Regions from separate parts of the Homo sapiens genome. Here region 2 is linked to region 1. Evidence: read pairs that join two places in POLR2A ChIA-PET (ENCODE). Cell type or tissue: OCI-LY7. All regions are shown on one strand. Region 1 overlaps FBXL20 (F-box and leucine rich repeat protein 20). Region 2 overlaps FBXO47 (F-box protein 47).

Evidence for each region. ChIA-PET counts read pairs that join two places held together with the same protein. Peaks named below come from ENCODE experiments on the same cell type or tissue, not always from the same donor. Only the 100,000 strongest peaks of a DNase experiment are listed, where the experiment ranks them.
Region 2: POLR2A ChIA-PET joins it to region 1 with 5 read pairs; 1 of 35 experiments calls an interaction of 5 or more read pairs at or near these places.

What each region holds. Positions count from the first base shown.
Region 1 is chr17:39,304,903-39,308,902 of GRCh38, forward strand. All of the region lies in intron 2 of FBXL20 (F-box and leucine rich repeat protein 20), which reads right to left. Among named protein-coding and RNA genes, the nearest start is that of MIR548BC, 9.5 kb to the left of the region's middle. In OCI-LY7, no CTCF peak of the experiment used is centred here; a DNase peak (open chromatin) is centred at 1,819; H3K4me3 peaks cover 1,192 bases; H3K27ac peaks cover 1,404 bases.
Region 2 is chr17:38,956,545-38,960,544 of GRCh38, forward strand. FBXO47 (F-box protein 47) reads right to left here. Exons shown (of 11, transcript NM_001008777.3): 4 at 633-709. Among named protein-coding and RNA genes, the nearest start is that of FBXO47, 8.9 kb to the right of the region's middle. In OCI-LY7, no CTCF peak of the experiment used is centred here; no DNase peak of the experiment used is centred here; H3K27ac peaks cover 516 bases.

The DNA of each region.
Region 1 (4,000 bases):
TCCACTACCACGCCCGGGTAATTTTTGTGTTTTTAGTAGAGATGGGGTTTCACCGTGTTGGGCAGGCTGGTCTCAAACTCCTGATGTCAGGTTATCCGCCCTGTCTCAGCCTCCCAAAGTGCTGGGATTACAGGCGTGAGCCACCACACCCAGCCCCTGCTGGGAAGGATCTTAATGAAGTATTTTACAGTTATGAAGAAAAAAAGATAATTTAATAAAGCCTAAAAAACAGCAATGAAAAATGTTAAATGTCTAGAAAAAAAAACCCAGAAACAAAATATAAATTAAAAAAAGTTAGATCTCTACATATTTCATTCTAATTTAATAAATTACAAGACTCCTTTAACACAGCAATGTTAGAAAATATTTACTGTCTAGAATTTTTCTCAGCCTTATAGAAGGCAAATAAGTATTTATTTTGAAGTAGACCAATAAGTTATTTGCTGAAAGCCTGATAAACCACACCATAAGCTACCTGTGCAAATAGTTCAGGGAATCCTGGAAATAAAAGTGAATGGGAGATCAGGCAAGGTGGCTCATGCCTATAATCCCACCTCTTTGGGAGGCTGAAGTGGAAAGACTGCTAGAGGCCAGGAGTTCAAGACCAGCCTGGGCAACACAGTGAGGCTCCCTATTTTAAAAAAGAAAAGAAAAAACATAGCTTTGGCTAGGCATGATGGCTAAAACCTGTAATTCCACCATTTTGGGATGTGAGGGCAGGAGGATAACTTGAGGCCAAGAGTTTGAGAACAGCCTGGAAAATACAGTGAGACCCTGTCTCTACAAAAATTTTAAAAATTAAGCCGGGAACAGTGGCTCACGACTGTAATCCCAGCATTTTGGGAGGCTGAGGTGGGTGGGTCATCTGAGGTCAGGAGTTCGAGACCAGCCTGACAAACATGGTGAAACCCCGTTTCTACTAAAAATACAAAATTAGCCAGGCGTGGTGGTGGGGGCGCTTGTAATCCCAGCTACTCGGGAGGCTGAGACAGAAGAATCGCTTGAACCTGGGAGGTGGAGGTTGCAGTGAGCCGAGATGGTGCCATTGTACTCCAGCCTGGGAGACAAGAGTGAGACTGTGTCTCAAAAAACAAACAAACAAAAAAAAACAAAGTAGCCAGGCATGCTGGTATATGCCTGTAGTTCCAGCTACTTGGGAAGCTGATGTAGGAGGATCTATTGTGTTCAGTTTGAGGCTGCAGTAAGCTACAATCACAGCACTGTACTCCAGCCTGGGTGATAGAGTGAGTTCTTTTTTTTTTTTTTAAGACGGAGTTTTGCTCTGTCGCCCAGGCTGGAGTGCAGTGGCACCATCTCGGCTCACTGCAACCTCAGCCTCTTGGGGTCACGTGATTCGCCTGTCTCAGCCTTCCGAGTAGCTGGGATTACAGGCATCCCACCACCACACGCCAGGCTTTAAAACAAGTTTTAAATTTTGATGTAATCCACTTTATCTATTTTTTCTTTCATTTCCTGAACTTTTGGTGTCAAATCCAAGAAATCACTGCTAAACTCAATGTCATGAAGTTTTTCTCCTGTTTTCTTCCAAAGATTTTATAATTTTAGTTCTTAGATATAGGTCTTTGCAAGACCATTTATTGAAAAGACTGTACTTTTCCCCACTGAATGGTCCTGGCATTTTTGACAAAAATCATTTGACCATATATGTGAAGGTTTATTTCTGAGCTCTCTATTCTATTCCATTGGTCTATGTCTGCTTTATGCCAGTATCACACTATTTTAAATATTTTCAGTTTTGAAGCAGAAAGTGCTTTTGGTGATTGAAATATTTGCATGATGTCAGAAAAACTATTAATAGCAACTGAACTGGTTTCAAGAATCTTCCCTTAGGTTTTCTTACACATTTACTTCCTCTAACAGATTTCTGATATTTTGATTTTTCTCCAACTGTAGAGGCCCATGTAAGGGACTGTTTAAAACTGATAATAAATTAAATAAGCTGGGAGGGTTAAGCAAGGAGCAACACGGAAAGCAAATATAACTGATCTATATCCTGCAATCTCAGCAAGACACCAGCAAGGGACAGGAAAATCCCTGAATAAAAGCCCAGAGACCAATTATAGTGAATAATGTCTAGAGAATCTGCCTTCTCTAAGGAGAACCGGATAGGTGGATACAAAAGGGGGAAACATCTAGTTAAAATGATGAGCAGTATCTGAAGCTGTGGTTATAATTTTTCAGCTTGCCTGAAAGGAAAGAAAAACATTCTGATTTGGAGGGTGGTGAGTTTCATTCAAAAAACATTTTTACCACCTGCTATCTACGGGCACTGTTTTAAGTCCCTACTGTTGAGTAACTCACGGCATAGGGGCTGGAGGTAGATAAAAAATAAGTAAAATATATGAGAAAATTTCAATTAGTGATGAGTACTATAAAAAACATAAAGCTGAGTAATGTGATAGAAGGGTGGTCAAGGAAAGCCTCCCCTAGGAGTAGGTATTTGATTTAAGATCTAAATGATCAAAGGAAACAGATTGCCAAGATCTGGGGAGAAGAGCATTCCAGTAGACGAAATAGTGGGTGTATGACAAACGAATGTTTGAAGATCAGAATAGACAGTGAAGCTGGACTGCAGCAGCAGCACAACCCTATACTGAGTTCTTAATTATGTACCAGGTATCATTCTAAGTGTGTAAATTTACATACTAATCCAATGACTCCTTAAAACAATTCTATAAGATAGGTACTATTAGCATTCCCATCTTATAGATGAGGATATTGAACAAACTTCTGTTAGTCAAGGGCCAGAATATGTTAAAAAAAAGACTGGGCGCAGTGGCTCACACCTGTAATCCCCAGCACTTTGGGAGGCCGAGGCGGGTGGATCACCTGAGGTCAGGATTCCAAGACTAGCCTGGCCAACATGGTGAAACTCTGTCTCTACTAATAATACAAAAACTAGCTGGGTGTGGTGGCAAGTGCCTGTAATCCTAGCTACTTGGGAGGCTGAGGCAGGAGAATCGCTACAACTTGGGAGGCAGAGGTTGCAGTAAGCTGAGATGGCTCCACTGCACTCCAACCTGGGCAACAGAGCAAGACATCATTTCAAAAAAAAAAAAAAAAAAATTTAAAAGACTTTGTGGACATAGTAAATGATTTCAACTGTATTCTAAGTCTAGGGGAAGCCAGGCCAGGCATGGTGGCTCACACCTATATATAATCCTAGCACTCTGGGAGGCCAAGGCAGGTGGAGGATCACTTGCGGCCAAAAGTTTGATCTTTTTTTTTTTTTTTCCTAAAGACAGGGTTTTGCCATGTTGCCCAGGCTGGTCTCGAGCTCCTGGGCTCAGGTGATCTACCCACCTTGGCCTCCCAAAGTGCGGGCATTACAGGCGTGTGTCACCACACCTGGCCCATGGCCAGGAGTTTGAGGCCAGTATGGGCAACACAGTGAGACCCCGACTCTGTAAAAATGAAAAAATTTAGCTGAGGATTGTGGTGCACGCCTGTAGTCCTAGCTATCCAGGGGGCTAAGGAAAGAGGATCACTTGAGCTCAGGAGTAAGTGGCTGTAGGGAACTGTGATCACCCCACTATGCTTTGGCCTGGGCAACAGAGCCAGACTGTCTCTTAAAAAAAGAAAAAAAAATAGGTTTCTATTAGAATGGTGGGAAATAAAAAATCAAAAAAATTTTTAATACAATAATTTTTTTTTTTTTTGAGACGGAGTCTTGCTCTGTCACCCAGGCTGGAGTGCAGTGGCACAATCTTGGTTCCCTGCAAGCTCCCCCTCCCAGATTCATGCCATTCTCCTGCCTCAGCCTCCTGAGTAGCTGGCACTACAGGCGCCGAACCACCACGCCCGGCTAATTTTTTGTATTTTCAGTAGAGACGGGGTTTCACTGTGTTAATCAGGATGGTCTCAATCTCCTGGCTTCCTGATCCACCCGCCTCAGCCTCCCAAAGTGCTGGGATTACAGGAGTGAGCCACCGCACCTGGCCTACAATAAAAAATTTTTTAAAAGGTAGAGAGGAATACA
Region 2 (4,000 bases), 350 kb before region 1:
GCTGCTGCACTCCAGCCTGGGTGACAAGAGCGAGACTCTGTCTCAACAAAAAAAAAAAAAAAAGAAAAAGTCAGTGTATCAGAAACAGCAGATACCACTGAGTGTAGAACTGAACCATCAAGAGTTGGACATATGCTTGGATTTGTATATAAAATTGAGTCTTATAAAGAGACTATGCCCAAACATATTAATACACATTTCCAAGTCTATTATCATAAAATGTTTGTCATTTTATATATTAAAATACTTTCCCATGTTTCTATACATTTAAACAATAAAATTTCAAAATTCAGAAATTATTTCACTTTAATACAATATCTACATCACTACTTTAAAACTTCCTCAGGATTTGTATGTGGTGTAAAATATACTTTATACTCTGACAAACCTAATAAACTTGAATGATGTGCTTAGTTATATATGAAAATTGTTTTATAAACAAGTGAAAGATTACTACATTTTGACATTATATAATCTCGAAGTACTTGGTAAAGTATTAGATTATAATAAATCAATTTTTTAGTGCTAATTCATGAAATTCTACTAATATAGAGTAAAATGAGCATAAGATAATAATAAAATATCTTTACTGGAAATCAAGATTGTAAACTAATTTAGAAGTATGATCTTACTTCTGTGAGTATCTTGTGAATGTATTTTAGCCTTTCCTTGGTGGGTAGCAGCAATGTGCATCTTTTAAACAGTAGACCTAAGAAAGTAAAGAGACATAAGAAAAAATGACAACAATACAATTAAGAACATCAATAGAGCACAGAATAATGTTTCCTGAAAGTCAAGTATGGTATATCACAGTGGACTATGAGTTGATATGATTTCTAAGAGAAAGTTTGGGAGGAAGGGTGCAAAACACTTTCCATTTATGGTATTTACCAAGTGACTCTGATGCTCATCTAAGAGGCCTTGGCATAAAATCTTGCAAAAAATTGTTAAATTGCTACTATAGGACACATGGAAAAATACATAGAGTATAAAAGATACAATAAGACAAAGACACACTAGAGAAATTTTATTTTGTCTTTATTCCACAGAAAACAGATTTCAATATCTCTTGAAATTAACCTCATGTCCACAAAGGAATATGTTTTAAGAGTTGTTAATCTAAAACATGGAAAGAATGAGAAAACTGATTTTTCTTTTTTTTTTTTTTTTTTGAGACAAGGTCTTACTCTGTCGCCCAGGCTGAAGTGCAGTGGCATGCCATCATGGCTCACTGCAGTCTCGACCTTGTGGGCTCCAGTGATCCTCGTGTGTGCCACCAAGCCCAGCTAATTTTATTTTATTTTTCTTGATACAGAGTCTCGTTCTGTTGCCAGGATGAAGTGCAGTGGCGTGATCTCCGCTCACTGCAACCTCCACCTCCCAGGTTCAAGTGATTCTCCTGCCTCAGCCTCCCGAGTAGCTGGGACTACAAGTGCACACCACCACGCCCAGCTAATTTATGTATTTTTAGTGACGAGGTTTCACCATGTTGGCCAGGATGGTCTCGATCTCTTGACCTCATGATCCGCCTGCCTCGGCCTCCCAAAGTTCTGGGATTACAGGTGTGAACCACCATGCCCGGCCCAAGCCCAGCCAATTTTTAAAAAACATTTTTTTTGTAGAGACAGGGTCTTGCTTTGTTGCCCAGGCTGGTCTCGAATTCCTGGGCTCAAGTAATCCTTCCACCTTGACCTCCCAAAGCACTGGGAATAAATTGCGTTGGGCCGAGAAAACAGGTTGTGTATCCCTCTCTCCAAATACAAAAATTTAAGTCATAAGTACTTAAAATTTCAGAAGCTAGATTTTTTTTTTCCCCACAGAAAGTATCCAGTTAGGATGAAATATCCATCTCTTCCTTCTAAGATATCCTTTTATGGGACTTGCATGTTAAGAATGTATAAGATTTTGTGTACAGATACTTTAAAAAGAAAAAAAAAAAAACTCCTCAATTTCTCAGTGAGATGTGTAACTTGAGCTACAGTGACAGGAAGTGTATGATTTGTTTCCTCTAACTTTAAACGTTCTATTTTCCTAAAATGGCCATACATTGTTAACATTCCTATGAGGGCAAATGTCCTCAAACTAAAAATAAGATATATGGTAGGAAAATACATACCTGAACCTTATGACTTTTTTCAGCTTTCATCTTCTATTTACTTTTTTACATATTATAATTACTTTATATAATTCTGAAGAATCTACAGGAGTCTAACTTATTTTTAGAAGTTGCTATGTTTGAGTAACACATGAACAGAATTGTTTTAAACAAAAACCCTCTTTATTTTTGTATATAAAAAGACATTTTTCATACTTGACAACTAAGGGAAAAAAAAGACATTTTTCAGTGTTTGGTTTTTAAGCTGAGTTCTTTCCCTTCATACATTGGTATCCAGTTTCACAGCATATAATAACTAAGGAATTCCAGGCATTAATTCTTAGAATTCTACTCCTGGGCACAATTGATCCTCCTGCCTCAGCCTCCTGAGTATCTGGGACTACAGGCATGTGTGACTGCATCCAGCCTTATTTTGGTATGCTGACTGCCTAATATAAAACTCCTATTTTTAAGGATTACAACTTACCATAAAACCCAATACTGGCTGTTTAAAAAAAAAAAACAACCACAGGTGCTCTGCTATACCCTTTAGAGACTAACTTTTTTAAAGTTCTTCCCTAAATAGAGTCAGATGTAATGTTCTTTCCACATTGGCCATCTGCTCTGTTTTATGTGAAGAAACAAATTAAAATTTATAATTGGCCGAGTACGGTGGCTCACTCCTGTAATCCCAGCACTTTGAGAGGCTGAGGAGGGCAGATCACTTGAGGACAGGAGTTCGAGACCAGCCTGGCCAACATAGTGAAACCCTGTCTCTACTAATACAAAAATTAGTTAGACATGGTGGTGCATGCCTGTAATCCCAGTTACTGGAGATGCTGAGGCATGAGAATCGCTTGAACCCAGGAGGCAGAGGTTGCAGTGAGCCGAGGCTGTGCCATTGCACTCCAGTCTGGGCAACAGAGTGAGACTCTGCCTCAAAAAAAAAAAAAAAAAAAAAAAAGAAAATTATTCTTCAAAGCATTGTGTGTGTGTGTGTGTGTGTGTGTGTGTGTGTATGAATATGAGACAGGGTCTCACTCTGTTGCCAAGGCCGGAGTGCATTTTCACAATTGACTCACTTCAGCCTCAACCTCTGCGGCTCAAGTAACCCTCCCACCTCAGCATCCTGAGTAGCTGGGACAACAGGTTTTGTCCTCTAATTTGTTTCCTCTAACTTTAAACATTCTATTTTCCTAAAATGGCAATACACTGTTAACATTCCTATGAGGGCAAATGTCCTCAAACTAAAAATAAGATATATGGTAGGAAAATATATGCCTGAACCTCATGATTTTTTTCAGCTTTCAGCTGGGCCGCCATGCCCAGATAATTTTTTAATTTTTTGTATAAATGGGGATCTCCCTATGTTACCCAGGCTGGTCTTGAACTCCTGGGCTCAAGCGATCCTCCCACCTCAGCTTTCCAAAGTGCTGGGATTACAGGCATGAGCCACTGCGCCCGGCCCAAAGCACAGCATTCTGAAAATCTTATTTTAATGTCTGAAAATAAGGCTGGATGCAGTCACACATGCCTGTAGTTTCAGATACTCAGGAGGCTGAGGCAGGAGGATCGATTGTGCCCAGGAGTACGGGCCAGCCTGGGCAACACTGCAAGATCCCATCTCAAAAAAAAAAATAGTGAAAACAATAATAGATCAGGTAAGAATGACGATATGAGAAAATGGTAAGTATATCAAACATTTACTTAAAGAATTAGTCATAAACCAAGTGTTTGCATCAAAATTAAATAGAAAGTTGAAATCCTTACATGAATAAAACCATTTAAAAAAGCAATTAAGATCAATACATATTTGTACTTTTTACTGAATTATACATATAATTGTCTTAGTGTTTTTGTTAGTTTAAGCAATTGAGACTTGATCAGGGAGAAAAATTTCTTTCA